Regions from separate parts of the Mus musculus genome. Here regions 1, 2, 3, 4, 5 and 7 are each linked to region 6. Evidence: chromatin loops called from intact Hi-C (ENCODE). Cell type or tissue: left cerebral cortex. All regions are shown on one strand. Links, peaks and the distances in the headings refer to the core of each region. The heading gives the core; the rest is flanking DNA.

Evidence for each region. Hi-C counts contacts between places; a loop is a spot of excess contacts. Peaks named below come from ENCODE experiments on the same cell type or tissue, not always from the same donor. Only the 100,000 strongest peaks of a DNase experiment are listed, where the experiment ranks them.
Region 1: it touches region 6 in a loop (6-fold over the local background); 4 of 42 quality-filtered maps call a loop at or near these places.
Region 2: it touches region 6 in a loop (4-fold over the local background); 5 of 42 quality-filtered maps call a loop at or near these places.
Region 3: it touches region 6 in a loop (2.3-fold over the local background); 3 of 42 quality-filtered maps call a loop at or near these places.
Region 4: it touches region 6 in a loop (5-fold over the local background); 4 of 42 quality-filtered maps call a loop at or near these places.
Region 5: a loop joins it to region 6, with 2.8 times the contacts of the local background. A loop is called at or near these places in 3 of 42 quality-filtered maps.
Region 7: a loop joins it to region 6, with 2.3 times the contacts of the local background. A loop is called at or near these places in 5 of 42 quality-filtered maps.

The regions. Positions count from the first base shown.
Region 1 is chr3:13,240,121-13,244,704 of GRCm38, forward strand. No RefSeq gene overlaps it. Among named protein-coding and RNA genes, the nearest start is that of Ralyl, 230 kb to the right of the region's middle. In left cerebral cortex, for the core only: no CTCF peak of the experiment used is centred there; DNase peaks (open chromatin) are centred at 2,621 and 3,583; H3K27ac peaks cover 270 bases.
Region 2 is chr3:13,864,003-13,868,586 of GRCm38, forward strand. The region is part of intron 2 of Ralyl (RALY RNA binding protein-like); the gene reads left to right. Among named protein-coding and RNA genes, the nearest start is that of Gm41998, 68 kb to the right of the region's middle. In left cerebral cortex, for the core only: a CTCF peak has its summit at 2,534 (motif pointing left); DNase peaks (open chromatin) are centred at 2,094 and 2,520; H3K4me3 peaks cover 702 bases; H3K27ac peaks cover 645 bases.
Region 3 is chr3:13,648,439-13,653,022 of GRCm38, forward strand. All of the region lies in intron 1 of Ralyl (RALY RNA binding protein-like), which reads left to right. It overlaps 4930539N22Rik (RIKEN cDNA 4930539N22 gene), which reads right to left and starts at 4,427. Exons shown (of 4, transcript NR_040598.1): 1 at 4,392-4,427. In left cerebral cortex, for the core only: no CTCF peak of the experiment used is centred there; a DNase peak (open chromatin) is centred at 1,678; H3K27ac peaks cover 285 bases.
Region 4 is chr3:13,731,739-13,736,322 of GRCm38, forward strand. The region is part of intron 1 of Ralyl (RALY RNA binding protein-like); the gene reads left to right. Among named protein-coding and RNA genes, the nearest start is that of 4930539N22Rik, 81 kb to the left of the region's middle. In left cerebral cortex, for the core only: no CTCF peak of the experiment used is centred there; DNase peaks (open chromatin) are centred at 1,752 and 2,975.
Region 5 is chr3:13,637,505-13,642,088 of GRCm38, forward strand. The region is part of intron 1 of Ralyl (RALY RNA binding protein-like); the gene reads left to right. The region is part of intron 1 of 4930539N22Rik (RIKEN cDNA 4930539N22 gene); the gene reads right to left. Among named protein-coding and RNA genes, the nearest start is that of 4930539N22Rik, 13 kb to the right of the region's middle. In left cerebral cortex, for the core only: no CTCF peak of the experiment used is centred there; DNase peaks (open chromatin) are centred at 2,641 and 3,450.
Region 6 is chr3:13,468,243-13,472,826 of GRCm38, forward strand. Ralyl (RALY RNA binding protein-like) reads left to right here and starts at 3,413. Exons shown (of 9, transcript NM_001357033.1): 1 at 3,413-4,550. Gm2464 (a long non-coding RNA gene) reads right to left here and starts at 3,587. Exons shown (of 2, transcript XR_003954437.1): 1 at 3,155-3,587; 2 at 2,197-2,640. In left cerebral cortex, for the core only: a CTCF peak has its summit at 2,553; DNase peaks (open chromatin) are centred at 1,400, 2,524, 3,406 and 3,973; H3K4me3 peaks cover 2,101 bases; H3K27ac peaks cover 1,763 bases.
Region 7 is chr3:13,722,331-13,726,914 of GRCm38, forward strand. All of the region lies in intron 1 of Ralyl (RALY RNA binding protein-like), which reads left to right. Among named protein-coding and RNA genes, the nearest start is that of 4930539N22Rik, 72 kb to the left of the region's middle. In left cerebral cortex, for the core only: a CTCF peak has its summit at 2,306 (motif pointing left); a DNase peak (open chromatin) is centred at 3,417.

The DNA.
Region 1 (4,584 bases), core at 395-4,394, 230 kb before region 6:
TTAGCTCCACATCACATTGTTAAAATAAAAATAGAAGAGATGAAATGTTGATGGAAACAAATCCCAAACAAAGTAGATCTCATCATGAATTCAAAGCTGGAGATTAGCACTGCAGGTAGACAAAGGTTTACTAAGGAAATCATTAGCAGAGAGCTTTGGATTTCTGTCTCCTGATACTAACTGAAAGAAAAAAATACATATGGATAAACTGATGGATTGATAGCTTTATTTCACACTGCAAAACCAGTCTCCAAACATAGATTTTAATTCAAAGGTATAGGAACTTATTTTGTTCTGTTGCTGTTATCAGCAGCTATTCCTGAAATCTGTGAGATAATACAGATTATTTTTTCTGATACATTTTAACTGATAAAATAATCATTTGCCATTCTTTTCTTAGTGAATTCAACTTATAGAATGCCTTACAAAATTAATTTGTCATGCATTAAATCACAGATTCTATTTAAGATAAACAAAATACAATGGTCTGAAACAAACAAACAAAAATCCTCTGTGAATTATTTAAAAACTTATTACAACTGACTTAAAAACCATTAGTACTTTGCAGTTCACTCAAGGCATCATAGATAGGATTCCTGCTTTTTAATACGATATTACTGCCTTTTAAAAAGAAGAACATAAAGCTCCATTCTGTCCTATCATTTGTATCTATATACATTCAATCATTCACATATACATACTGAAAGAACCTAGTGGGGAAACTCCCACTCAACTCCTGATTCAGCGTGCACCCAAGAATCACGAACAGAACACAACACCTTGATGTAACAACATAAGGTATTTTAATGGTGGAGCTCCGGGTTGAAACATATCTCACACAGGAGACAGTGGATTCGACCACGAGGCTTGAAAGCTAGGGGTTTTTATAGAAAAGGAGTGGGGCTGGGGGAGGAATTGGCGCGGTTTCACATGATTGGTCCATTTAAACATCAGCAGCCTGTTAACATTTAACTTAGGTCAGAGGGGTGGGAGGTAGGGAGGTGACATGACAGGCCTGCCAGGCCATGTCCTGGTCTGTTCTGCTATGTTCTCAGCCCCAGGTTTCAAAGCTCACAAACAACTCTTTGGGCTATTTGACATACATTACATGAATCACGGGTCTCAAGTTTTATTTCCTTTCAATACATGTATGTATATATACACAGTATGTTTACAAAATGGTAGAGAGTAGTTTTGACTGGCAAAGGAGCAGGTAGGCACCTACAATGATAGGACAATTTTCTTGGTATTCATGATGTGTTTGGAAGATTTTAAACATTAAATATGTACACTTGCTGTTATGTTTTATAAAAAAGAAAGAGGCTAGGGTATGTTTTGGTAGCGGACAGTATGGTGAGGTAGGATGGGTGCATCAGTGGACCTATGCTGAGGCATCCCTTCCCCCCGAGGTATCAGGCATACAGTGAGTATAGTAGGGAATAGAGTTTATTTAAGGCGTGGGACAGGGAGTTGTGAAGGGAGTATGGACAGAGAGAAAAAAATATGTGTCTGTGTGTGTGTGTGTGTGTGTGTGTGTGTGTGTATATATATATATATATATATATATATATATATATATATATAGAGAGAGAGAGAGAGAGAGAGAGAGAGAGAGACTCAGAGACAGAGACAGAGGCAAAGGACGAGGCCAGCCAGGTACATGTGAAAACAGAGAAAAGGAAGAGGAAAGAGGGAGAAAGATGTCTGGTATAGAATAGAGACAAAAATAATAAGAGTGTAAGCACAGAGGGGGCAAACAGCCCCTTTTATAGTAAGCCAGGCCTAACTGGCTGTGAAACCTACAAGGAATGCTAACATTTCTCCATTTTGGTTTAGTTAAAGGGAAACAAGAAAAAGGTGATGGTGAAGCAAAAATGGGGTTATCGAGATCTTTAGCTACTTCTTGCTGGCAGCAGTCAAGGCAATGGAGCAGTGGTTATCATACCACAATCTAGGTAGAAACTTGTCTTCTCAGAGACAGTGGGGGGTAAACTGTCAAAATTTACAAGCCATCGTCTATCATAATCAACTTAAACATTTAACGTTACATTTAGCAGATTTCTGACAATATTGAGAGATACTAAGCAAACCTGAGTTAGACAGTTTGTGTTTGTTTAATTACTTGTCTTGGATATATCTAGCAAATAATGAAAATACATTGTGATTTAATGACAGTAGTAAAATCAAGGCGAAACATAACATAAGGCAGTGGTGGTCTTTAATCTTTTCACTGTTGTTAATCTTTAATATTGAAATCATTATTTACCTTATTTTAATTGGAAAGTGCCTTTGGAGACACTTTCCAATTCAGCCTATCTTAAAGTGAGGAGGGAGTGATGTGTGAGCTGCCCATAACAAAGGGGATGGATGGTCACAGGACTACTCTTGTTAAGATGAAGCAGAAACAGCAGTTCTGCCTGAAAGACAGTCATGTCTCTTATATCTTACAATGGCAGAAGGAGCTAGGTATCTTAGAATGGAACAGCAGAAGTGTGACAGAGACAAACATAAAGACAAATCTAAGTAACATAGTGTGCGGAATGTGAGAAACATGGTGTGGCTTGACAGCAGGCAATGGCCACTAGAGTACAGAAGTGTAGGCAATGACTTGGAAAATGTATGCCAGTAAGGGGGCATGGACCTGGGAACAGATGGTAAGCCGTGGGAAAATGCAGGGGAGGGGAAACCTGACAGATCACTGGCAAGAGAGTTGTAAAAGTTTCCTTTTAAGGTACCAGTAAGTGACCATTTAGTGTTATTGCATTGTGAATAATGGGGCCAAATTTATCCTGTGAATTTAGAAGCATTTTAGACTGGGAGACATCTAAGTAGGGAGTCTAGGCGTTTTGGCAAAGGTATACCCTTCTGGGTGAGAGTAGAAGCTAGAGATTTGTCTATTCTGTACCCCCAAGGACAAATGCAATATTTAGAAATGACAGCAATGCCAGATCAGCAGGTCATCACAGGGTGAACTTGGAGGCTGAGCTCAGGGCCAGTGCCCTGAGAAGTTGAGGGATAACAGTTCATTCAGGCCTGGGGTTTTGAAGCAGCAAGTAAAGGAACCAACTCAGAGAAGAGGGGTGGTCTCAACTTAGGGAAAATGTCCTAGAGTGAAGGGTCATCAAGGCCAGTCATGAAGACTGTGAATGCTCTGTGGCTGCTAGCTCAATAGCCCTCCCCTGGGAGAAGAGGACATTTACAAATATATGCAATCCAATAGGGGAAGGAGTACACACACACACACACACACACACACACACACACACACACACACATACACAGAGAGAGACAGAGACAGAGACAGAGAGACAAAGAGACAAAGAGAGAGACAGAGTCAGAGAGACAGAGACAGAGACAGAGAGGGAGGGAGAAAGAAAGAAAGAAAGAAAGAAAGAAAGAAAGAAAGAAAGAAAGAAAGAAAGAAAGAAAGAAAGAAAGAAAGAAAGAAAGAAAGGAAATGAGAGAGAAGGAGGAGGAGGAGGAGTGGAGGAGCCAGGAACAAATGCGTTTTATATAAAGAATGATCCAAAGATATATTTTTTAGAGACAAATATGGAGAGGTAGGAGGCAGGCCAATGCTGAGGCGTCCCTTCTCCCTACAATGAGTATAATATAGAACAGGCTTTGATTGGAAGTTGGAAAGGGAGTAGAGGAGAAGATTGTCAGAGAGAATAAGAACACAGAGCAAGGGGAGGAAAAGCAGCCCCTTCTGCAGTAAGCCAGGCCTACCTGGATATTGCCAGGTAACTGTGAGATGAAGCCAAGAGAGAAAGCTAACACTTAACCAGGCAACAAGGCTTCTTCTGAGCCTGGCAGTGGTAGCGCACGCCTTTAATCCCAGCACTTGGGAGGCAGAGGCAGGCGGTTTTCTGAGTTCAAGGCCAGCCTGGTCTACAGAGTAAGTCTCAGGACAGCCAGGGCTACACAGAGAAACCCTGTCTCAAAAAACAAAACAAAACAACAACAAAAAAGAAAACAAACAAAAAAGGCTTCTTTAAGGCTCTTGCTATAGGAAAGAAAGGTTGACCTTCAACTCTGGAAAACCTAAAGGGAACATTTCAACATCAAGGTTAGGTGTGGAGGTTGTCAGTGTGATTTGTCCATCTGTATGTGAATATTGCCAGATTACCTGAGGTGGGCTTTTGTGTTCCAGAAGAGACTGGAATGTAATGGTTCTGCCATTCTGAAAACAACATTTTAATATGGTAGCTACCAGGCCTTGGCATGAAGATGCCTCGGATGTAGAACTGGTAACACATCAGTAAAAGATTTATACACCAGAGAAGAAGACAAAATGGAAGATGTCTTCTTTAAGTGCTCTAATAAAAGAAAGGCAAATCCCCCAGGAAGAACCTGTTATAAAGTGGAGCTGAGAATATGTCATTCTTAAAGCCAAATGATTAGCTGCACAGGTATCAAGGACCTGCTACAAAGATCATGTTCATGATGCAGCCACGGAGGATGAAAACAAATGGGTGCTAGGGTTCAAACTTTGGCTTTATCACTTACAATACAGAAGACTTTGAAAGAAAAAAAATAGTTACAGTGTTTCTTTCCAAGTAAATTCTTTACTTTACAAAATAA
Region 2 (4,584 bases), core at 269-4,268, 400 kb after region 6:
CTCTACTCCTGCTGCTAAAGTGAGGGAAATAAATCCCTAGTAATTTTGGGTAGTTAAAAGGATTTTCTGTCCTTTGCTATTGAACAAAAATGTAAACAACAAAATGTGTGTATAATCTACTGATGCTGCTCTCGTCTTCTTGCTCTTGAGCTGTTCTCAGTCTGGCCTTTTATACTAATTGACTGATTAATTTCCTTTGTGTTACATAATGGTATTGATTTAAATAATGGAATTTCCCAGGATTTTTTTCTTTTCCTTTTACATTGTCTTTTATATTCAATTTTCTAGCATTTTAGCTCCAAAATAGCTTGTTCATTTCCTTGTCAACATAACCATGCAGTTCCACAGTAAAATCACCTTCACTGTATAGCATAGGATTTAAATATTAAACCTGTACTTTGGGGCTTTCCTATTGAACTCTGTATAAATGACACCCAACAACCACTCAACTTCAAAACGTTCAGTATTTGCCATTTTTTGTGCTCATTTGCCCTAGTCAGGTATCTAATTTCAGACATCTCCACACTTTTCGTTTTTCTTTCTGGAAGGATGAAATTTTTTTTGTGGTCTGTAATAACCCTGAGTCTGATTTTTTCCTTCCTTGTAGCACTGCAGGCTCTTAATAGATCTCTATACCTCAATTCCTTGCAATGAATTGCCTCATGCCATTTGATTCTCCTACATGGTTATCTATGGTGTTTCTCTAACAGTAACACTTCGATGCCACTTGTCCAGGAAGATTGTTTCAGAATTTTCCAGAGCTTTTTAGATTTAATGACAACTTTCAATAGGACATTTGTACAGTTCAACTTCGTTATCAAATGTATTCTTTCTCTAAGTACCCCCAAATCTTCTTTTATTTACATTTATCTGGTGAAGAGATAGCAATTGAACATATGATGTGTGTAAAAAATCAGGCTAATAATTTTGGATTATCAGCATCACACTTGCCTGTTCATACAGTCAGGGGAGGCAATAGATAGACAGATAGATAGATAGATAGATAGATAGATAGATAGATAGATAGATAGATAGATAGATAGATATCTTACATAATTTTCCCTTTTCCATCTTTCCCTCAACCCTTCCATGTGCTCTCTCAAAATCATGGTATATTTTTCTTCAATTATTATTGTGTTACATATATTTATAAGTGCATAAATATATAAATTAAGCCTGATCATTTATGCAGTGTTGCTTGTATGCATATGATTTAAAGGTTGATCACTCAGATTGAAAACATTTTAAATATCTCATCCCTATGAATGGCTAACTCTCCTCATCATCAGTCCTCAGTTGCCCTTATTTCTTTGTCTCTGAGTGGGGCTACTTAAGATTCCTAGCAAATGAACATCATTTCAAAGAGATACAGTCTCACAGCATACTTCCTGGTCCTCTAAATCTTATATTATCTTCTGCATCTTCCAAGATGTATCCTAAGCCTGCCTTCCTTCCTTCCTTCTTTCCTTCCTTCCTTCCTTCCTTCCTTCCTTCCTTCCTTCCTTCCTTCCTTCCTTCCTTCCTTTCCCTTACCTCCCTCCTTCACTTCCTCCCTCTGTCTGTCCTTCCCTTCTTCGTTTTAACTTTTTAATAAAAGTGTTAACCTCTACCTGGACTTTTCTACTTATTTGGTTATAATTTATGAACATAAAATAAATAACTGAATAACACTTTGGAAACAAGGAATTAAATGAAGAAGTTACTCAACTTCTTCCTCCTTTAAGGGTTTTTTTTTTTTTTTTTTATCAATTGGAAATGAGATGAACGATTCTACTTTTGTAAATGAGCTTCTCCTAATGGTTTTACAACTGTCATTAAAGCTGCTCAGATAACTAAAGATAGTGATTCTATGCCTTGTTTACAATAACATTTTATTTTAAGTTGCTTGAAAATAAGATGTCATTGATATCATGTGGCTTATAAGCAGCCAATGCAGGATCTCTATTTTCGGCATTCTTATATTTACTTTAATTGATCCTGAGTCTTGTCTATATATGCAACACACAGCAGGTAGCACATGACATCAGTAGATCCAAGATTATTCCTGATGCAACTGTGAGGTTTGCGTGAAATACACCGATGGCCATCTGTATGCCTACGGCCAAAAATAGACTCTTCCCTCACAGCTGCTGCCTTCGGAGCCAGTTTTTCTTAGAAATATTGCTACTTACTTCTAATTTGCATATCGGAATTTAAAAAAATTATCCAAATATATTGTAAATATAGAAAGGTGTTCCACGTACTTTATGAAATTATTCTCTCTAAAGTTGTAATATAATATATCTTAATGGTGTTGTTTCCCCACTATTCTTTTTCCCTATCTTAGCTTCATATCGATTTGAAATCCATCGATGTGTCACATTTAGGATTTGTTACCCAGGGAAACTTAACTGTCAGACTCCCTGTTCTCTTTTAAGTGATGAAGAATGCTCTGTAGTTTTTACTTATTATTTGTGATAGATGAAGTGACACAGTGAGGGAGTGCCAGAAGGCCAGAGGGGAATCTCTGCAAAGCACTTTGGTGCCATCGTGTGGTGAAACTGAGATATTGGACATGACAGTGGGTCTTTGGCTTGTCTCTTCTTTTTGCACACAGGTTTTGTTACATTGCCTTTCTAAAACCCACTATGCTTGGTGTGTGATTTCTTAAGAATAAAGTAAATATGAGACATTTATGTGAAGATACTTTAATTTTCAACCAAAGTTCAATTATTCACCCTCACTTTTCTCCTCCCTTTCTCCTGTTCCTTCTCCATTCTTTCCTTTCTAATGGGAAATAGGAGAATAAGAACAAATGTGTAAGACTTTCAGTGACTGGATTCTGTGAGCTAAACCATTAATTTTATCAGAATTTTTATATAAAGCATAACTGCAGGCCTGGGTACATCTCTAAGTATACAGGCATCATTGCTTTATATTTATTTATAACATGAATGAGTCTCTTAGGGAAATTTTATAGAAATTCACAAAAATGTTACTTTAATCCTCTATAAATCCTCTGTGAGCCTGTGAACACATAGTTACTACTTTGCACCCTAGTCATTGTATTTGTCAGCATCAGGAACAACATGACCATCATCATTATCACCATCATCATAATCATCACTGTATGCATATTATGTGTTCTTACTCCTTCAATAATATCCTGCTCATCCCTTTCTCTCTCCCTCCTTCCCTCCCTTTCTCTCTCCCTCTCTTCCTACCTCCCTCTATCCCTCCTTCCTTCCCACTCATGGAAAAATGCTCTGTGAATCATTTGCTGTCTGTAATTTGCCTGCTTCTCATATCTATCAACTTACAGCCCTGTGCAGACTACCACATATAACTATTTGTGTTCACCTGAGCTCTGCTCATCTTTCATATATTTTTAAACTATATTGTGCAGAATTTTGCCTGAAGTCTCAGCTTTGTTCTTTGCTATTCTCCCAGTTTCATTGTTCCAAGTCAAAGTTTGTCATGTTGGAGGCATGCTCTGAAGTTCTCAGGTTACAGACAAACCTATTCTCCATCTCAAAAGTGTTCGTTCAACTGGTATTAACCTAAAACACAAGTTCTACATTGCAGAGGAACATGCCCCTGAATTGGCTTCATACTTAAGACTGCCATCTGTAGGATTTATGGACAAGCATGTACTCCTTAAACAAGCCAACCTCACATGGGCATCTCTTCCCCACATATCGCTCAGCACACATCTGTCCCAGGTTAGCCCACATCTGGTTTGTTTCCTGGTCTGTGTCATATTCAGCTTGTATTTACTTTCCTAGTCCCAGAATACTTTTGTACTCCCTTACATATAAAATAACTCTGCTTTGTTATTTTTTAAAGCTTGTCTTTTACCAAAATTCCTCTGGTAAATTGACCATCAGTGGAATTTATTAACTTTCTCCACTATAGACAGAGAATAAACAATCACCTAGCTATTTGAGAAAGAATATGCTATATTTACTACTGACATTGCTCTTGTGAATAACCTCTAGATTTATTGCTTGATTGCTTGTATCTCCAGTCATAAAAGTAGTAATGGCTGAGGGTATTTTTGTATAATCCTTAATTTATAAACATAGGATGTAGTTTTTAAAGCCAAATGCTATACTATGCATTCTAATATAAAGAAGGTGACATAATGCTCCTATTAATTTAATTGAATACTAGCTGTTTCAATCATCCCTTAGATGCCAACATGTTCAATTTTTTCCAGAAGTAATTCCAGATATAAGAATATTTTCACTGCATGTTCACACTTTAAAGTGGATTTTTCAGTGCACATGTTTATCCAACCTGATCTTAATGGCCAGTGATTTCTATGCAGATCTCTGATAGTGTGCAGGTAAGAGGTGCTGATATGGCGTTTTAAGTTTTACATCCAGAGTACAAATACTATCATTAATAAAGAGTAAGATATTGTAAACACACATGCTTAAAATTATCCCATGGCTTACAATTATCCCAGTCTGTGATATGGGGACATATTCAGAGTTTAAGAACTGAATTCCAGATTTGCTCCCATAGTTACAGAGCAGTGTTTAATCCTTGCAAATGGGGAAATGAAATCTGTCTATTCATAGGAATATGTGCTTCAGAACA
Region 3 (4,584 bases), core at 150-4,149, 180 kb after region 6:
CATTATTATTTTTTATGAAAGTAAGATGTTTTCATATACTAAATTCTTTATTTTTAGTTTTTTTATTAATCATTTTACTCATTCACATTTCAAATGATATTCAAATGATTTCCTGGTTACCCCTCCACAAACATCCATCCCCCTCCCCTTACTCCTCCTGAACCAACCAACGTCACCACCCACCCAAATCCACAGTCTTTTTTTTTTTCCGCTCTCATTAAAATACAAAAAGGCAAATAATAATAATAATAATGTTAAAACAAGCAAAAAATGCACAGAATAAATAAACATAAAACTAAAATAACACATACCAAGTGCAAAAAGCATTCATCTGCACACACATAAACTCATAAAAGCAAATTCAGAATACAAAATATATGAGCAAAAGTTCTACAAGGGAAAAATAAAGTCCAGATAATGAATTTTGAGACAAACAAATGTATAAATGCCTTTGAGAGTGTTGTTGTTATTGTTGCTGCTGTTGTTGTTGTTATTGTTGTTGTTTTTGCTAGGCATGGAGCCTGGCCTTAAGTATGGTTTGCATACCCAGTGAGACTGTTGAAGAAATCTAATTTTTCCTTTGTAAGCAATCATCAATGGAAATAGCTTCTGGGCTAAGTAAGGGCATTTGTGACTAATAGAATACCTTTTGACTTCCCCAGGGAAGTATTTGTCTTGCCTGCAGGTTCAGGTGTGGGGATGAATTAGATCCATTGCATTATCAAGGCATACACCTGAAGAGGACTATAGCATTGGATAGTTCTTACTGTGTTATTTAGAGAGTCAGATTTTTGAGTTAGTTTTTGTAGCAGTGAATTAGAGATAATATATTACCTTATATTTGACAACTTTTTAATCATGAGAAAGAGAAAAGCTGAAAAGGATAAAATGTGAGTGCTTTGCTCTATCAATCAGTAGTGTGTTGGGGCTGGAGAGATGGCTCAGGAGTTAAGAATACTTGCTGTTCTAGTGGAGGAGTTGGGTTGAGTTCTGTTCACCCACAAAGCGGCTCCTAACTATCTATTGCTCCGTTTCCAGGAGGTCTAATGCCATCTTCTGATATGCATAGGCACCCGGTACCCACATGGTATACAGATATATATATATATATATATATATATATATATATATATATATATATATGACAAATACCCATATACATTAAAAAATAAATAAGAAACTTCAAAATGGAGCACTATGTTTGAAGGTAGACAATTTCCCTTCACTCTAGAAGTGCAATGAGTTGCATTGTACGATAGGCATTGACACCAGAGAACTTTGAATACTTACTATGCTGCTATCCAAAGATGTTTATATTTATTGTAATTTGAAAATGAGTTCAAAATATTGATTATGTCTTCATTTGAATAATTAAGTTCATTTCACATAAGCTTCTGTTGACAGTTTGTCCTGGAATGTGCAATCACAATGATGTAGGTTTGATGTTTAAGTCATGTAGCGTTTACTTCAACAGCATTTATTTATTCCCACTTTTGGCTGTTCTGGAAATGAGACAGCCAGTATCCACCTCAGTGCCACTGAGAAGCAGGGAGCTGGGAAGTGACTCAAAAGCATGCACCAGAGGCACTGGGAGAAATTAGACAGAAAGTGATGTAGGACATCAGAGCTGAGCTCAGTGGCAAGGAGGGCATGATGAGTCAGGACTGCAAATACTCTACTAACATACCCTCTATAGCAAAGAAGCCTTTGAAACAGTGGATGGCTACATTTTCTCCCCCAATGATGTAACTATTACCCAAGTTTAAAATGGAGTGCAGAAGCAGGTCAGAATGAATCACTCTCACAAGGCAAACGTAAAGGGAAGCAGAAATCAAAAGCTGGAGTTGGAGGGCATTCTAAGTCTGCAGAATACTGTGTTTTTAGAATAGTCAATCAAATCAACTAGAAGTGTTAAAAAAAAAAAGGAATGCTGCAACAAATAGGTGAGAAAGTCGAGATAATTGTGAGGCTCCTGCAGCAACATGATGAAAAACCACCACCCTGTACGCTGGGGTGAGACAAATGTGTGCTTATTCTCATATTCTAGCTGTGAATCTTATCTGCAAAAGCTAATGATAATTCTTACTTTCTAGCTTGTCAGACTACAATACTGAGGAATTACTGTGTTTGATTCTTAGTAGAGATACATTGTAGCCTCTCTTGCTTGTTGGGCTAAGTTTTCAGGAGAGGGGGAGTCTGTCAAGCATGGAGCCATTGTATCCTTCCTTTTTTCATTCTCTTAAGTATTTACTGAAGTCACACGGAATGGCAGAGTACCAAAGAGAGAGGATGACATCAGTACATTATAAAGCTTATACTCCCTGACTGTGATATATACTTAGTGTAGCATCCTTAGTGACTGATTCCATCCAGCAGCTTATTAGCAGGGTGAAACAGAGAGGGAGACATCAAAATCCTTGGGAGTTAAAAATAGGAAGTTCTTGGAGACTCTGAAAAGGTTTTTATTGGGCTCATTACAGTTTCATCTATCCAGAAATATCTTATTTGTTTCCTCCATCTATTTTCTTATCTTTGACTATCACTCCAGCCAGTTCAACAGGATATTACATACTTTCTTATAACAGTTGAAGTAGGAAAAGAAACCACTGATTTAGACTGAGATATTCATTATTGTATTAATATTCATGGGGCTGTAGGAGATTTTGAACAGAGATGATTAAAAGTGCAGGAAGAATTGTATAAAACTCATAACGTAAAGAGTCTAGAGAGGAGAATGTGAGGAAGTTCTCTGAGAAGTGGTGAGCTCTTTTGCTGTTGTTGAGCAAGCACAAGATACATCATTGAAGAGCAGGGCAAAGAGCAAATAAAGAAAAAATGACTTGGACCCATGTGAGAAACAGCAGCCTATGAGGATAGATTTTTGCTGAGGAGCACAAATCCAAATCCACTCTTTGCCTCTCAATGTGTTAGATCCAGTGATTCTAGGCATTGAAAATAAAGAAGGAAGGAAGGAAGGAAGGGATAGAGGGAGGGAGGGAGGGAGGGAGGGAGGGAGGGAGGGAGGGAGGGAGGGAGGGAGGGAGGGAGGGAGGAAGAGGTACTGGACTCGCACAGGGATTTACTGCTGCACCTGCCTTTGCACAGCTTTTATTTTTCACCTCCCTAAATCTGAGATTTGGACTGGGATGAGAACAGAACAAACACCAGCAGGGTCCTGAGGTCCTTCTTTCCATGGAGAACCACATTCAAGAGCCATGTTTCCTACTCTGTTATATAGATTTGGGGAGGTTTTGCTGGTGGAGTCTTCAGCTTTAAAAACAGAAATTTGTAATACCACTCTCTTAGCTCTTTAAGAGTTCAGGATAGGCATACATACAGAGAAATACTTTGCTTTGTGTAAAAGTTTCAGTATTTTAATGAAGTTGCATATAGTATGTTATTTGTTATAACTTTGTTGGAGGTATCTATATCAATGCATTTTCTTTATTTTTAACTCATGTAAGACAATCTGCTGAAAGAATGCCATTAAAATAAAAAGTGCATCTATTTCTTGAAATTAACTAAAATGTCTAGCAGCTAAATAAATTAGAAGATAAAATGACTGATTTCAGACCCCTGGACAAGGGATTGATGCACATATTTTGCATATCAAAACAGACCTGGCCTTCAGGTTCTCCCAGCATCTCTCAGTCCCTATCTGGCTTACCCTGTCTTCAACCCTGGTCTTTAAAGCTCAGGAGCTGAGCTGCCCTTCACCCAGTGGCATTTCCCTATATAATTCAGTGCTCTCTCTCTTTTCTCTCTCTCTCTCTCTCTCTCTCTCTCTCTCTCTCTCTCTCTCTCTCTCTCTCTCTCTCTCTTTCTCTCTCTCTCTCCATTCCTCGTCCTCCTCATCCTCCTCGTCCTCCTTGTCCTCGTCTCGTCGCCCTCATTGTCGTCGTCCTCCTCCTCCTCCTCCTCTTCTTTTTCTTCTTCTCCTCCCCCTCCCCCTCCCCCTCCCCCTCCTCCTCCTCCCCCCCCTCCTCCTCCTACCCCCTCCTCCTCCTCCTCCTCCTTCTTCTTTTTCTTCTTCTTTTCTCTCTGTGTATGTCCTTTCTCTCTTTCTCTCTCCCTTTTCTACTACTCCTTACCCTATTGATGACTCCCATAGCCTCAATCCTTGGTACCAGTGATCCAAACACAGAGCAAAACTACCTGACAATCATGATGGCTAGGTTGTCTATTCTCTGCAGGATGTCTTAGGTTATCTCTGTGTACTTTGATCCTGCTATTGTAGTCAAGCTGGCTGATGCTAAGGGTGGTTGTCATAAGATGTTTGCTCAAGCAGACCTTGTGGTTCCTGCAGATTTCACCAGAAGTGCACTTTTTAAAATACTAACTTGCTCACCAGTATGAAAATTCCCCAAGCTTCCTGTAACCACAATAAATACCTTGACCCTCTAGACTCAGGCTCTCTGACCAGCTGCAACAGGGCCAGAGAGAGACCTTGTTCTCAAGCTTATAATAAAAGAATCTTGTGTGTTTGCATCACAATTGGCTTCCAAGTTCTTCAGGGTTCTGTGACTTGAGCATAACAATTTCTTGGTTTTGTTCTAAAGTTTTCAGATGAGCTAAAGTTATTAA
Region 4 (4,584 bases), core at 191-4,190, 260 kb after region 6:
TATGATAGAAAATACGCCAAGATAATTTTTCCTATTTCCTTATGTTTATCTTCTTAAACATTTAAAATGTAGTTCTTTATTAAGCATGCAGTTCAGTTATTCAGTTTTTCTTTCCAAACAATGCTAGGTTAACAAGAATTGAACTGATTCTAAAGCCAATCTCCATATCATTTTATCTGTTCTACAAGTTTCATATCAACATGAAAATTTCATTTTCCCCAAACTGACTTACATCCCTGTTTACCTAAGATCCATTCATCTATTCTGATTTCTTATTTTCCCATTCTGTTCCTGTCTGTCTTACATACCGCTTATGCTGCAAGAACCACTAACTGATCCTCTGTGTTCTCTGAGAGTGAATAGCTAAAACTCTTCCTTCAGAACTCAGATCAAACATGCTTTCATTCTTTTTGTATAGCATTTTAGAGAACTCTTTGTTCTTAGCAAACAATTTATTTTTTAAAACACGGGGAGACAAAGACCAGTGAAGCAAAGAGAAATATTTAGTTCCCTGAAACAGGCTGTGTGAGATATTGTTCCTGAGTGCTTAGCACAAATATTGACTCATTGCAGACTCTCAAAGAGCTTTGAATACAGTAATGAATGGTCTTTCAAGTTCCAATCATACATCTGATTGGAGCTCTGTATTAATGAACTAATTCAATACAGTATCCAATCAGGCAGGCAGTACGAGCCCGTAATATGAATACTGTAGAGACTGAGTCTAAAGAAAGAGAATATTTGAGACTATTTGTATTCATGTCTCCATTTTCCCAAAGAAAAGGCAAAATGATATTGTGTCCTGATGTTTTCACAATCAGTAAGCAGCATTAAATGCAGTATCAAGCCTGGTTCTAGACATCTGCCTAGAGTACACACTTTTGATTCATAAGTTCCATTCTCTGATTATTAATTATGAAAGATTATTAATTATGAAAGCAGTAGATTAATTAATTTGCATCAAATAGAACACTGAGTGGATGCATTTTCCTGGGCATGTATTCTGTATATACTATGTTTATTGAGTTAGAAAATAGTAACTTTCCACTGTTTCCCAGTAACTAGAACTTTATAAATGGTGACTTTATAATGGATAGTGTATATTCTGATGTTATGACTGAGAGCCTTAAGAGCTGAATATATTTCTAGTCCCTATTTGTTCTCTGTTAGCTAAACTTGTTTTAAATTGTCATTCTTCACTATGTAGGTTTATAATCCTAGCAAAAGCATCACTGTATGTTTTGTGGAACATAATGGTTGTCCTGCAAGGACATTCAATGATGGGATGCCTTGAGCATCAATACATTTGTTTCTCAAACTGTAAAACTTATTAAAAACAAAGGGACTAATATGAAATTTAAAGTATCTGTTGTTTTTTATCCAGAAGATGCAAATGCTTATATAAAAATATATAATTCTATGGACTATAAAAAAGGTAATAAAAAATCTAATTCTTTTCTGTTTTTAATGGTCAAAAGCAACAGTAACATATGTGGAATTATAGTTTTTGTCATTCCAAATAGAAGACTAAATGTACACATTAGAAGTTGCATTTTCTCTGCATTAATAAGAGTAGTAAGAGCTTTCCCTTCACCACTAACTGATGGAGCAGTGACTCAGAGACCAGAGAAGCAGTTTCATAGGCTGTCATCTCTCTCCATAGTCACATTTGTAACCACAGCTATAATAAAAACTGTTGAATTTCCAAAATCTTTGGGAGCTAGGAGTGATTTTCCTTGCTGTGTTTTCCCCAGAACTCTCTTCTCCTACCTTTAAACTGTGAGTGGGTCTCACTCTCCAATTACCCAAAGAGTTCCAAGCACACACAGAACTTTATTTTGTAGCATTCCAGACAGGATATAATTAACAGTCCCACATTTAGAAGCACTTCATAAAATGAGAAGCACAAGTATTGTACTGTATAATATAATGGTAAACCTATATAATACCTACTGTTTCTTTAAATGTGATTGCATCCATTTCCTCTTATTTCATTATTCACTTGTGGAAATTGTTCACTTATTGCTAATTTCTAATGACTTTATTTTCAATTTTAATCCAAGTCTTTTTATTACTACTGACTCAAATTTCTTAGCAAATATAATTATGATTCTTCAATAATTTACTGACTATAAACACATAGGGGGAAAGCTATATTAAAAGCAATCTTTTCCATTCCATTATTATTTTAAATCATCGAGGAAAGCTTATTAATTTTGACTAAATACTTATATAGCAAAATTATAGGGGCAACTGCCAATGCAAGAGGTAATAATTAAGCTTGGTTCAAATGTTTCTTGTTGATAAGAAAAATATTTTGCTAGTACTCAGAAGTTACTTGAAGACATTTAGCACTTACTTAATTCTACTTATTTGTACATGGAAGTACAATAAATGTGGACAAAAGAAGTGATTTTATAACTCACCATAGATGCTATGATTATATTTTATGAAGGAGATAGACCATCTAGAAGGAGTAGTTAAATTGGACAGACAACACTCTAAGAAAGCTTTTGAGAAAATATTCCATGAGTTCTTTCTCAAAGTGCTCAAAGTCTTCACTGAGTAGCCAGGAAAGTAAATGGGATGGTCAAGAAATTGATAATTAGTTAATTGCCATAAGCACAGCAGTTAGGAGGCACCAATGCATGTTTATAAGCTACCATTTGATACGGACAGACATACTTACCAGAGGCATGGGTCAAAGCATTAAAGCCACGGTAAGGTATGTAGAGTAGCCTATCTTAAAAAGGCAAATGGTCAGGGAAGGATTTTCAACAAGATCAACATTTTCCATTTTAGTGTTCTTTGTTGTAGAGAATTGGGGTACAGATGGTAAACGGTTTCGCTCTGAGGAATGGGAACTTGTAGAGAAGGCAGTGGGTTGAGAGAATCCTCTCCTCAATGGCTTCTATTTAATCTATAAATAAAGTGCTAACATCATGTCCTATGGATGAGGAAGAAGGGGGTGTCATAGAGTGTTTAAAGCAAGTGATGAAGACATAAATGCCATCTGTGGGGAAACTGAACAAAGCAAATGTCTTAAGGAGTGATTGCTGGCTGTGCTGACTTCCCTGTTCATGTTGTGGGGGCTCAACCTTACATGGTTTTATTCTTTGATTTGATTCACAGAAAAATTCCATGCCCTAAAGCATAGAAAGCATGCTTTCTGGGAAGATTTGAAGCACAGGTTTTATAAGACAAGAAAGGGGGTTTTTGGAAATGGTTGAACTAACCAGTACCCCCAGAGCTCATGTCTCTAGCTGCATATGTAGCAGAAGATGGCCTAGTTGGCCATCTTTGGGAAGAGAGGCCCCTTGGTATTGCAAACTTTATATGCTCCAGTACAGGGGAAAATCAGGGCCAAGAAGTGGGAGTGGGTGGGTAGGGGAACAGGCAGGGAAGGGTATAGGGAACTTTTGGGATAGCATTTGAAATGTAAATAAAGAAAATATCTAATAAAAAAAGAAAAACAGGTTAAAAAAAGAAATGATGAGTCATGAGATCTTGGCTGCATACAGGATAAAATTAAGATGGGATGGAGGGAATAGATTAGGAATTCAAATCCTGCAAATCCTAGCAGTGTGGGATATGCATAGAGAAGCAAAGGGTGCAAGCTGACAGGACTGAGGGGCCATGAAAGGAAATTCTTTATTTCATTTTTTGAGACATTGCCAAGTACAAGGAAAGACCAAGAATATCACCTGAAATAAATTTGAGAAAATTGGTGAAATTTAAATGATCAGTAACTTCAAAGAACACCCCATTTTATTTTTATTTCCTAGAAATTAATTCTCCTAGACATGGTGTTTGTAATAGAAGCATAGTAAAATGGTACTTTCATGTACAGGTAGTAAGACTGCATTGCAAAATATTATTTCTCTTTGATAAAAAGAAGTTTGAATGTACAAGTGAATAAGAATGATTCTTGGACAAATATACTATAAATTTCATTGCTAAAGGGCGATTTAAAATCCACAGCTAAACATCTTATTCTCAGATAAAACTAGAAATACCATTCCCTTAAATGTGGAAATTTGAAGTTCTTTGTAATAATAAAGAAAAAGTTAGGATATTCTATAGTAACATTAATTTTAAGCAAAAAAAAGAAACAGATTTTCCCACTAAGAATTTCTGTCTATATTACAAATCTCTTCACAGTACAAAATTAAAAGAATATTCTAAGAAAAAAAAAACTACAGAAGTGCTCTAATGAACAATGAGAGTCATCACATAATTCACAGCAAGGAAAAATAGACACCTTTACAATTGGAATGTAATTGAAAATAAATAAATAATTTAGATGATGTATCAGGAAAACTATTCTGGCCTTACATTTACTGCTTATAGAATCTTAAATTTCAGGAATAAATTGTGCTAGGTCTACTGGAATATGACTGTTTTCAACTAGTTTATGAATTTATTAAATATATAGTCATGTGAAAGATTGCAACTAGCATTTTAATTCACCTTACATTTATATGATTAAAGTTTCCCTGCTTAAATTATTTGTAAATTTGTTTGTAAACAGATTTATAAAATATATTTAATATTTAAAAGAAGCAATTTGCTACATATTCTATA
Region 5 (4,584 bases), core at 213-4,212, 170 kb after region 6:
AACTCAGAAGTGGGGCTCACGTCCTCCGCCAGCACACATGTGAGCATTTCTCTTTGCTTTATCTTATGCAGGACTTTGCAGGCATCCTCACCTGCTCTAAGTTTGTAAGTAAGGAGCTCCTGTCATGACAAATAAAAGCACTGTTCAGCTCTGGACTTCCTTGACTTCCTGATCTTATAACCCTTGCCCTAATCTGAGATATTTTCTATATGCCTTGATGTGGAAAAGTATGGTATAGATGTCCCTCCAGGGGCTGAGCACTCCATAGAGGTTTATTTTAAACCTGAACTCTGTAATAAGGGAATCTTTATTTTAAAAATTGATCAATGATAGATTATTTTGACAGAATTCATGAGTTCTGAAGCACAAGAGGATATTTATAGTCCTTGGAGATGTAGAAATTCTATTCTACTGTATTGGTAATGAGTTGGCATTTGAAATATATCTACAATATCCTTAGAATGGACTGACTGGCTGTTTCTGAATGCAGCCTGTTTCAGCTTTGGCCTCTTAACGGTCTCTCATGATATGAATCTCTTGTTCACCAGTTCTGTCAGCTTTTTTTCTTTTTTTCTTTTCATTTGATTTGTCGTGCGTAAGGTAGCCATTTTGGACTTCATTGCTATTTGTATCCATTAGATAATAGGAATCAGATCTTCACAACTTCATCCAAAGTTCTACAAACTAAAGCCAATAGTACATCTGATACCACAGTGATACCACAGTGTTTAGACTCATGCACTGTCTCCTACATTTGTAAGAGTCTTTTGTTATTTAAATACACTGATTAAATTTGCAGTTTATGTAAAAAAATTATTTAATCTCCTAGAGACTGAATGGGAAGGGAGTGAGCACTTGAAAGGTGACCTAAAGAAGTTAATTTCACAGCATGAAGTAATTGTTAATTTCAGGAGAGATATGTGTATAAGTGTGATTCTCACCCACAGAGGAGATTGTGCATGTGAGAGCTTGCTTCTTTGACCTTAAAGCAAGTTAAATTGAGAAAGCTACCCAATTAGGGAAATGTTATCTACTAATATATTTTAAATTTGATTATTTCCTTATTCATGGGACTATTGGAAGATCCTCCCATTTCTAATTTATTATTCCATTTCTAATCTTACAAACACCATCTTAAATTCTAAAGAAGAGGTCCCTCCTATTTTTTCAGTTAGATATTTTGTTTTCTGTTTATAACCTTACTATTCAGAACGTCTGAAAAACCAAGATGCCTTCTACAAGTGACCTTTCATGTTGCACACATTTCATTTTAAAAATAGGGCTTCCTGATCTCCATGACAGGGACAACAGGGTAACCTGGAAGAGTCCTTGTGAGGATCCAGTACCAATGGTGTAGCCGAAGCCTTGTCCCAGACCAATGACTCATTACAATGAACATTTGCAAGTGAAGCTGTGTCGACAGAGAGCTATACTGTGGGGCACACAGTGACACGCACTGCAGCACACTACTGGCAGTTTCTATGCTTTGTTTTGTTTAATTTGTACTTCTTTCTTTCTTTCTTTCTTTCTTTCTTTCTTTCTTTCTTTCTTGTGAGGTGGTTGCAAAAGCAGAGGGAAGATAGAGGGGATGGGCAGATGACAGGGACTAGGGTTCATGATGTGAAACTCACAAAGAATCAATCAGCCCAACTTGGGATCCATCTTAGGCATGGCTAGGCACCAAGGCCTGACACTATTACTGATACTATGATGTGCTTACAGATATAAGCCTTGCATGGCTTTCCTCTGAGAGACTCTACCTACAGTTGACCAAGACAGATGCAGATACTTACTTACATGCAACCATTAAACTGAAGTTGGGAACCCCTATAGCTGAATTAGGAGAAGGATTGAAAAAGCTGAAGGAGAGGGCTACCCCATAGGAAGACCATCAGTTTCAATGTACCTGAATCTTGGGAGCTTCCAGAGACTGTTCCACCAACCAAGCAGCAGCAAACAGTCAACCAGGCTCTCTGAGGTCCACAAATACATAAATAGCAGAGGACTGTGTGGTTTAGCCTCAGGGGGAGAAGATGTGCCTACTACTTTAGAGACTTGAGGCCCCAGGGAAGGGGATGCCTGGTGGAGGAGCACCCTCTCAGATTCAAGGGGGAGGAGGAATAGGATGAGGGACTGTGGAAAGGGGAACCAGAGGAGAGCAACTGCTGATATGTAAGCTAATAAAATAATTAAAAAAAAGAATTCCACCATAAAAAATAGAAAAAAAATAGAACTTTTCTTAGTAATGAATAAAAAAAATAATAGTGAGAGTTAGTAAATGGCAGAAAAACATTTAAAGGCACTTTAAAATTCAAATACAACATACAAATAAAATTAGAGTGTATAAATTGACACTTTATGTGCTTTTTGTGATACATAAATTGTTGGTAGTACTTTATTCCACATCTTAAAGATAGAAAATTGAGTATAAAATTTTAAAATAATTTCTCTAGTAGCAGGTAGTCAAAACTATATAAATAGATCTACTTTGTATTTAAACTTTTTAAAAAACCCAAACTGCTGGCAGCACTGAAAGGGAACTGCTGCATGTTGTTGTAGAAAATGGAATGTGGCCAGCTGCCCATCAATGCATACTCTAGAACACGCAACCTGCTAGCTATGGTTGCAAAGCTCTGAATGAAGAATCTCCTACTGTTTAATGTTGTCTACTTCTTACAACCTACAGCTTAGATAATGAAATAGAGGTTTAGAATGTGAGTCATGTCTTCCTCATAAGCAGCAAGTCTAGCACCTAGACACATCCAACTAACTGGAAATGCCACACCTCTGAATTGTACAAACAGATTATATCTACTAGGGAAATAGTTTGAAATAAAAATCTTTCCACAAACCCAAAGCTGATACATTTCCAATTGCTTAGTCACCTGCTAGAATTTCCTGTAGTTTTTTAGGGTTTGTCAGCATCTGGGAGACATTTCACCCGTTTTGATTTTACAAAGGCAAGTAATTTGCTAAGCACACTCCTTAGTACATATAAGAACTGTTCTCCCAGGTTATTGTCATGAATTTGACAAGTGTTCATTTAGTGTGTACAATGTCTCAGACAGTCTTTTAAGTACTAGAGAATATAACGACCAAACTCTGGCTTGAGTTGAACTTCTGCAGTTTTTCTTTCATTATTTATTCTGTTCTAGTGATTCACTACCAGAACTGCTTTGATTTTATATGTATATTCCATCTACCTTCACTTATTCCTGCTACCTTTTGTACCCCTGTGGGATCAGTTGAGTTTGACTCATTTTCATTCCTCACATACCGCCTAACACACTAGTATTCCCAGGACACACACTGTTAAACTTTTCTCAGTCACAGACTTATGACAAACACTTCCCTAAAATCCATCTCTCTACTGAAATAGACTCCAGCTGTGACAATGTTTATAATTTCTCTGAAGCTGGAAATTTTCATCAGGTTTCTACTTTTAGAAATGCAAATCTGTGATTAATCAATGAGTCACTCTGAATGTATGATTCATTCCTTGGTTGTAGAGCATGCTAAGACACATTGCAAGGTGTGAAACTGAGGATGCTCTTCCTGGCTTATGGAAATGATGTCAATCTCTGGAAATGTGGGGTCAGGGCAGTTTCAGAGGGCTGAGAGTTTTTCCATGAACAGGTTTAACAGTGGTATGTAATGGTTTTACGAGCATGAGACTTTTATACAAGCCTCAATGAGAAACATAAATACTTTCATTCATATTTAGTAAAGGAAAAGGGCCATAAAGTATTTTTGGTATTTGTTTGATGTATGCATGTGTAATTCTCATGGGTGTGTGAACCCATGTATAGGATGATGTCCTGAGTGTGTACCTATGAAAGTCAGAGGTAAATCTTAGGTGTTTTCTTCTGTTACTACCCTAAATTTGAAACAGAATATCTTAACCCAACACAGAGGTTGCCATTTCTGGTAGATTGGCTGGCCATAAAGAGCAGGAATCCACGTGTCTGTTTCCCCATGCTGGGTTTGCAAACATGTGCCACCACACTCAACTTTTTAATGCTTTTATGTTTTTGTTGTTGTTTTGAGATATACATTCTGGTCTTCTTTCCCTACTTTACCTACTGATCTTTCTCCCCAATGTCCATTCCTGTAAGATATACTTTTTCCTATTTGAAAGCTATTGTGTAGCACCAACGAATATGAGATTCTAGGTTTTAAAATGCAGTCATGTTTGTCACTAGGTAGCCTGGTATGTTTTAAATTAAGAGAAACTTATTGACTAGTTATAGAAAAGGCTGTGTATAGGTCTTCATTTGCATGATTGAGGGGATTCCATATATAATAATTATTTTTAATTATATAATTTATATTAAATTTATATAATTTATATTTTATATAAATAATAGTAATTATTATAGATAATAATCATATGAACTTTGAAAACTATGTTCACTTGTAATTTAATTCTGGGTACAATGCCCTTTCTCCAAAGTCCATCTCTGCACAAGTCTCATTTAAAGTAAAATAGAGAACTGAGTTTGGACTGTGCTTGTGGGTTTCTTCTTCATGTTGTTCCTGTTGTATGACCCTGGTTGAATTAAGCTCTGTACAGCACACAGCAAA
Region 6 (4,584 bases), core at 291-4,290:
TTCTATAAGCTGATTTATGTGCAGAGTAAGATATTTAGAACAAAATCACACATAAATCTTGACATCTCTTCCTGTGCTGGTTTGCTTCTGCTGTATTGTACGTGTTTACATATCACCTGGTCACCCGGTTCAACTGGATGGAATGCCTTGCTATTGGTGTTGTAGTTCCTTCGGATAGGAATATGGAGACACATACAAAACACCATCAAATCTTGGAACAAATGTTGACTAGTAGCAACAGAACCCATAATGAGGAAAAATAATGAAAAGTTAAGACGAATAAATTTGTAAGAATTTGGCAATTCCAATCAACATTTTTTTTTAAAGTGACTTAAGGGCATTGGGTATAAGCTTGTCTACTTAAAACCATATTATTATATAGTACATCATTTCCAACTGTCTATATTCATATGTTGGTGCCCATAAATATTTCATATGTCTTGAATATCTTCTGACAAAAAGGTTGAAATTGCACAGCACAGATTTCAAAATAGAGTTTTCCTCTAGCATCATCATTTAGTGGTCTCATCTTAAATTTGGTACACTTCATACTTGCATGCGCTGCATGAATGACTGCAGAGCACAATCAGAAGAGTCGTTTGTCTATTCAAACCTCCAGAATCTTCTGTGGTTAACCATGGAGGACGATGTGCTCAGAGCAGGATGGCACAGGCACATCTTTTGAAGAGGTCTGTTTACTTAGATGCTTTTTGCTTATGAAACCTTTAACCACTATTTTCTCCGTTTAAAAATGTACTTGACTTGTGCTTTTTGCTACTGTGTTTTTTATTAATCTTATATTTTAAATGTTTATGCCCTTCTTGTTTTGTTTTACATAATCAAAATATCAATATAGTTATATGAGCTATGACTGTAATTGTGGGTGAGTACAGCTTAGTTAGTTCCACAATATTCTTAGAATATGCTGAATTTAAGAAAAACAGGTTTCTGTTAAGAGGTATCAACAACAGCAATTGAGAATTCACTTCTTTCATGTAGCATTTGAAGTACCTTATCCTACCTGTAAGACCAGATTTAAGTCTGGCCCAACAACATCTCTCTTGTGCAATAGCAATAGAATCTTTCACAAATGACTTAAACTCTGGTTTTGTTTTCCTAAATATTTAAAATGAGGATAATAATGCTTTTGTCACAGAGCTCTATAAGAATTAAATGATAATCTTGGCTTTTTAAATGCTGTTCCTTTGATCTGAATTTTTTTAATCCTGTTTTTAATGTGGTGGTGAAACCTAAAAGAGGGAGAATGCCATCTTGGAAGTAAAGAGGAGTGGAATATTTTAAGCACTGGGCTGCAATTATGTAAGTAATGGAAGAAATGCAAGGAGGATATTGATGGCTTGCTTTTCCTCAGCAGAGCTGCATTAAACATAAAGGGGAGTCATTTTATTGAATAATAAAAGACTGACAATCACTGTGATTGGCTGGTGGCCATTACTGCAGTGCAATTCTAAACAGCTTGTTTTTCAAAGTTCTTCTTGAATAACTCTCTAAACCCAGACATTGCCTGGCCTGATATGAAGCTCCAAAACTCATTCTTAAAGTGAAGTTGCTCACAGTCCAACATCTCTGTAAATGATGGAAAAGATGTTCATTGGAACTGACTTCTCTTTAATGTATTTTGATCTGGATATTCTTATGGAAGATGTAACAAACTCGGGTTTAAGTAGCATAATTCATGAGACATGAAAGAAAAGGGCCATGTTTGGAGGGATCTATTAAAAATCAAAATAAAACAAAAATGAAGATCAAGAAGGTCTTATCACAACCCACATTTTCTCTGAGTTATCCAGAGGAAAAGTCAGCAGCTTCTCAACAGAACTTAAGGCTCCTGGTGTTCTGGACTCCACTTTGATGCACCCATCTGTCTCTATCAGTATTTCACATCCTATCTGGGAAGTGTGTATAATAAGTGAGTTTAGTTGGCAATTTTCCAAGACACATATTTAATGATTTTTCAGGGCTATTTTAAATATCTCTTATCTAAATTGTGACTTAGTACTTTATTTGATCAATGAGTTTTGCCAAGAATGTTGTAGAAGCATTTGCTTTTGGAGCCCTCCGTAATGAATGCATACTTCAATGTTGAAACTATCCAGGTTAGACTCCATCCAAAGCAGAGATTTTATTTTCAACGTGGACGATGGAAAGAGTGGCATAAAGATCAGAGTAGCAACATGAGAGACAACAAACTGTATTTATTTTTTATTTTATAATACAGACGTTGGCAACTAATTTAGTGCAAACCACATTCAAAGCAATACAGAGAAACGGGTTTGATAGAATAGTTTATGAAAGATGAAGAAAAATTAATTCATTGCAGAGCCCAGAAAGCTGATTCTGCAACAGGCAGCAGTAGAAGAATCCCAAAGCAGTCAGTGATTGGCTGATGGCATCTTTGTTCCAGGGACAGGCATCCCTCAGCAGATGCTTGGTGAACTCCTTGTTTCTTCCACCTTCCAAAGCACTGCTCAGCCGCCTGGCTTGTAGCTGATCTTTGGCAGCCTTCTAGTGAGTGGTGCACATCTCCCCCTCTCGACCGTCGCCAGGTGCCTGCTGCCGGGCAAACACTCACACAATGGACTCACTTGTCTGCCTCGATCCTCTCCTTGGACTTGCAGCCTGAGAAAACAACTTGCAAGAGTGAGAAGGACCCTGCCTGGAGCTTGGACTACAGAGCCTTCCAGACAGGTCAAAGCTGGTGCTCAAGCAGACAAAACAAACAATGCCTGGCCCAGGAAAGAATAAATTATCCACGTTCACAACCCCGCCCAGCATCATGCAACAAGCAAACGAAAATCTGGGATGGGATTTTTCCAAATAAAAGATTTTTTAAAATCTTTTGAATGGGGGAACACCCCAAGACAGCCAAAAAAAGAAAAAAAGGATTAATGTTGGCTTTGCAGTGACAACGCCCCCCCCCCCAAAAAAAAAAAAAAAAAAAAAACGCACTGCACGAATCCAGGTTCTCAGAGAACCACAAGGTGGAAAACGGACCTGGGGGAGGAAGTGACATGGGCAAAGCAATCTAGAAGAAATGGGAGCCCCAAGATCAAATGAATAAAATGATTGAGTTAAACCGGGTTTAAAGAGTGAAACTTGGGGAGAGGGACAAGAGCTCTCTGCAGGAAACTACCTGGAGATGAAAACCGAATAATAAGGAAGTGGCAAGCGGCAACTTTGCAGTGGGCAGCAAGTTGTGTGCCCTCTGATGCCTCCGCTGAACATCCCTGAGCTGTTCTTCTTTGGCGGAGCGCCCGCAGCATCAGCACCAGCGGCAGTACCAGCAGCGGCAGAGGCGGCGGCGGCGGCGGCGGCGGCGGCAGCTGCGCGCCTCCGGCCCGCCCCGCGCGGTCCCCGCTAGCCCGCGCCCTGCCCGTCTGCGTGTGCGTGTGCGTGCGCTCAGCCCAGCGTGAGCGGCACCTGCTAGTCCGGGCTCGCCGAGGAGGCCGCCTCGCCGGGCTCTCACCGCCGCGCCCGCCCGAGCGGCTCAGAGGGCTTCGAGGGCTCCGAGGTCGCCCAGCAGCCGCGGTGGCCCCGCTGCCTGCAAGTCCGCCTGGCTCCGAGTCACGTGTCAGTGCCCGAGGCAGAGACTGAGAAAAAAACGCGCTTCATTCCTTCTTCCACCGCCATACTGTATTTTCCTAAATCTCATTTTTATTCCAACATTTTACTCCCGCTCGGTGAGTACCTACTCAGTGGCATTCTTGTCCTATTCTTTTTTTTTTCCTTTTTTTTGTTTTTGTTTTTGTTTTTTTTTTTTCTTCTTCTTCTTCTTCTTTTTCTTCCCACTTCTTTGATTATTGTTTGTATTTGGGAAAGCTGACGAGCATAGTCTTAAGCCTTTTCCTCAATCAAGTTTTCCTAGCATGCGATGGTTCTCTAGACAAGGCGCTGTGTCTGGGAGTCCGCGGCAGCGGTGCTCTCTGCGAGCGGCTCCCAAGTCCAGCAAAATGTGCAACTGGTTTTATGGAAAAAGCGTTGTGAAGTATGGTGCCTATTTTTTTCCCTTTGTAAAGATAAGAAAGCATGTTTCTAACTCTTTTTTACGTACTCTTTTTCCGATTGCATTTTTGTGTAGGTGGGATTTTCCAGCAGTGTTCACAAGTTTGTCGTCTTGCAATTCGATTCGCACCACTGAGCAAAGACATTAATTTTGCATTTTTATGACCTTTTTGGAAGCCTGTGAGAAATATTTCGTTTTTTCCCCTCCTGTTTTTGATATCAGTTGATAACATGAAACTTTTCTTGCAGCTAGTTAAAGGGATTATTTTTAAGCAGTTGCTTTTTTTCCTCCTTTACATTAACTATTACTTTTGCATATTTGACTTTTTTATTTAAAAAACCCGAGATAATTTTATGATAGATATCCTGATATCTATATTATCCCTTCTTCCTCCTTCTCCCCTCCCCGTAAATCAATTTTCAAATGATGGCAGTGGAAGGTTTTTCTGGAAAAAAAAATGAAGTGCGGTTTGGTTTCCTTGTCAACGGAGGATGAAGTGAACAGCACAACAGCTCGCAGAGAGCAGGTACTTGGCCCCCTCGGTGGCGTTCCCCGGGTGT
Region 7 (4,584 bases), core at 364-4,363, 250 kb after region 6:
GATGTTTCAGCAAATTTTTGTTTTCAGTTACTGTTTAAAAGTTTGTTGGACCAGTCAGCGAACAGTGGAGGGGGTCATTTGTCTTGTGACTCACTTGTGAACTGATGATTATATTATGCATGCTTAGTTTAAAATAGAGATTTACATATGCCTACTGGTTCTTACATGAGAGTCCCCTCACCTCCTACTTGGTTGAAAATGGACACGTTTTAAAAATTTTTTATTTGTTATTTTATTTATTTAAATTTCAAATGCTATCCCCCTTCCTGGTTTCCTCTCAGAAAACCCCTATCCTACTTCCCTCCCATTCCCCCTGCTTCTATGAGGGGTCCTTCCCCACCCACCCACCTACTCCTGCCTCATCGCCCTAGCATTCCCCTATGCTAGGGCATCAAGCTTACACAGGACCAAGGGAATTTCCTCTCATTGATGCCAGATAAGGTAAGATGCTCTGCTACATATGCATGGTTCCCTCCATGTGTATTGTTTGGTTGGTGGTATAGTACCTGGGAGTTCTGGGGGGTCTAATTGGTTGATATTATTGTTCTTCCTATAGGGTTGCAAACCCATTCAGCTCCATCAGTCCTTCCCCTAACTTCTCCACTGGGGTCCAGGTGCTCACTACTCAGTCCAGTGGTTGGCTGCAAGCATCTGCATCTGTATCAGTAAGGCTCTGGCAGAGCCTCTCAGGAGACATCCATATCAGGCTCCTGTCAAGAGTACTTCTAGGCATCAGCAATAGTGACTGGGTTTGGGGGCTGCATATGGGATGAATCCCCCTTGAGTTCTCCCAGAGCACATCTTTCTTCTTGAATCCTGTCTGGTCGGCTCTGAGACAAGCAAATGACTCAAATTCATGAAGAATTTTCAGATGTTTAGATACAGAATATTTTGTTTTGTTTTGTTTTTGTTTTTGTTTGTCTCTCCACAAACATATTTAATACTTTACCTGACTCATTTTTGATGTAGATATAGATATGAGATGTTTCGCATGGTTCTTAATTCTGCCTTTGTAAGTAAAATAGCACACGTGTGGTTATGAACTGGACCTTCATGGCCATTGCAGTCACTCTGGAAGAGTGAGCATGACTGAAGCATATTTGTTGTGTAGTTATGCCTTAGTCCTGACTAGTGGAGAACCATCCTTCTTGAAAAGGTAAAAGGAGTGGAATTTTATGCTTCATCTCAAGTGTGGATATGAATGCTAGATGAATAATCATTCAATTCTATCAATTGCATTTATTCACCTATGTTATTCCCTGGAGGCAAGAAGGAAACAGGAAAGATGTAAGTAGAAGAAACAAAAATGCTTTGGTGATTGCTCAGCATTAGCAACACCGGAGAGATGAGCAAACGGAGGAGAGAGGATGATAACCATATAACAAAATAACTTCAAGGGACAATTCAATAGTGCCAAACAATTCGATTAGATAAAGATGGAAATGCTCTTTATTTTTGGCAGCATGAACTTACATAGATATTGATTATGAGGCCTTTATAGGTGGGTGGATCCATGGTAACGAATGCATACTGCACTTCAGGAAAACTTAGTTTAGAAAGAAATGTATAGGTATACTCATTAGCTAAAATGTAGATCAATGGGTTGGAAAGGAATGAAGCACCTTAAAAGGAGTTAATTTTATTAAGGAAACAAAAAGTATATGTAATATGGAATATTTTTACAATATCCACACAAAATGAAAAGTATTTGCTTTTTGGAGCCAGGCGGTGGTGGCGCATGTCTTGAATCCCAGCACTTCAGAGGCAGAGGCAGGTGAATTTCTGAGTTCACGGCCAGCCTGGTCTACAGAGTGAGTTCCAGGACAGCCAGGACTGCACAGAGAAACCCTGTCTTGAAACAAACAAACAAACAAAACAAAACAACAACAACAACAAATAATTTGCTTTTTGTTGAAAACTGCCAAAAGCTGGGCACTGACATACTGAGTTCTTGGGTTATCCCATTAACTCTCACAGTCTTGCTGAAAGATAACTCAAAATGTTTGTTTTACAAATGAGGGATACTTAGCTTTCAGAAACACAATATCATTCAGAAAAAAACCTTTAATTCATTTTCTTTCTGTGCATCACAGTGCTAGCTTTGGAAAAATACATCATTAAGGATATTTTTAGAAAGATAAATTGTAAAGAAGCTTTGACAATCCATACTTTATATTATTTTGGATTTTGTATCAATAAGAATTGTATTATAAAATAATGCCTTTCAGAATAAAATTTATTTCACTTTATTTAGTTCTGATATGTTCACATTAATTGAAACCCATGGGCTCCCTCTTGTGACAAGTCTAAATTTGTGGCAAACTAAATATATCTCTGTGACTTTTCAGTTATTCAGAAATAATAGTGTGTATATAATAGAAAAATTTTAACTATTACTTAATTAAAGATTTGTTCAGAGGGCCCATATTTGATCACTGAGTCTAATTTATTTGTAATAAGGAATCCATTGAATTTCAACTTGTATGGGAATGTGAAAAAGAATGATTTTGGTTTTACCTTTTCATGATTTCTGTGTGTTATTACATATTTCTGAAATGTCTACAAAATATTTGTCCTTGTAAAGTTTGGGTTGTACTGTTATGACCTCTTACTGTCATTATGGGACCAAACTTCATGGGGAGTTTCTTGAGAAAAAATTATATTCAAACAATAGCAGTCTTTTGTCCTACATCCTGGTTTTTCATTCTCAGTGTTTTCTGGCTGTTTGCAAGTACAGATCAATGCGCTGTGTATACATGGGAGTAGAGTGCTAGGAAGTTTTCAAAGTTTGAATATTGATATGTTGGGAATTATGACACATTCATAGACATTTTCCACATAAAGTATTAACTTTTAAAATACTTTTTCTTTTAAACTCAGTTCAACTTTCACATCTAGTTAGTAGACAATTTATGAGCAGAGAGCAAATACATAAAACTATTCGGTTTGTAGAATATATTAACCCATGGTCAAGCTGTGTTATCCTATGGCCAAAATAGAATATGTCATTTTATATCCAAATCTTGGGAAGTTAATTCCTTGTGCATTAGGGCACTAGTTGAGGGTGCATTTCATTTGTATCTGATTTGTGGCATCATTTTAGCCTTGCTAAGTAAAAATACTCAAAAGAATATCAAAGAAAAACTACTGTTTCTTTCTCAATTCACCAGTTTCTGCTTTCAAATTTAGAAGGACTACCCCTGACAGAGTGAGCATCTTGGGCTATGTATGCTTCCTGCCTCTCCGTGCAAGGTCCACATCCCAGGCTTTCTTCCTTTGCAGCAGGTGTCAGGGCCAGGCTCAGCTCCTCTTTGTCTTTGCTTTGTATCGTTTCCTAGGAAACTCATGATGCTTAGCCATAATAGGGACTGTGTTTTCCCCAGTGTTGTACAGTCATTAAAATTTCTGCAACATATGGTTGGCTAGTCGGAGGCGACAGCGGGAGAGCATGCACTGGGCTTCGACAACTCTTAGATTTTTCTTGCTGGTCTCATTGATTACAAAGTGGTATTTCAGGAGGTTGAAAATTAATTCCTAAGATAACTTTGCCTGTTCTAAACATCCTTTTTTTCTTCTTCTTCTTCTTCTTCTTCTTTCAGTTAGTCACCATTTTAATGCCAGGGTGATCATAAGCCAGGGACTGAGCTTCCTCCTCAAACGTAAGTGTGGAGGTCTTTAGAGGAATAGCTACTTCTGCAGGCAGCAGGAAAAGGAGATGAACCAAGACCCTAGTGATTTCTAGGAATACAATCCTCTTTCAGAGTTGCTTGTAAAACTTCTTTGGTGTTCTCCTAGTGTGCCTTGATGGCTCTGTCCATTCTTCCACCATAAGTGTCCCTGCTGATTCTCTGCCAAATCTTAGGGGCCTAATAAAGCCTGTCCTCTCTTTAACAGTTAAATGTGTGTACACAGTGCTTCCAGAGCTGGCTCTTTGGCTCAGCAGCCAGAAACGTTTTTTCTCTCCCTAAGTGATTCTAAATTTGAAACTCTGACCTTAGTCCCTGGTTGTTAAGATTCAAATATCAGTGTATATTCAAATGGCAGGTGTTTAAATGAAACCCAGCTGAGCACAAGTGGTAGACATAATTTCATCTCTTTCTGTGTCATGTACTGTCTCACTTAAAAGAGTTGAATTTTTTTTTTTTGCATTTTGTGTAGTATTTTGAATTTGTGCAAAATAGGATAATTCAATATGTGGAAGTGTCCCCTGGCAGTATGTTCATGTACCTGGGTTATCTGTCTTGCCTCACTCTGTGTGACATTGATCATACTGTACAACAAATACCTAAATCCCTGTGACAGCCGCACATCAAGGACATGTCCCACTCTTCCTACCCCAGGGCATAGGCTGATGTCTACACTCTCAGAAGGCATTTAGTAAAATAATGATGTTTAAGATTGTTTAAGATATAAAAGGTCCTAGAGGTGTTTTAATTGACACATATAATTATAAATGATAGCAACTGGCCTAGAATATATTACTTTACCCTAGCTGTATTATTGAATTTTGTAAAACAACTACAGGAAATATTTAATATGACTCTGATGCAGTTTGTACACATATGTTCAGGAATTATTGCTAGA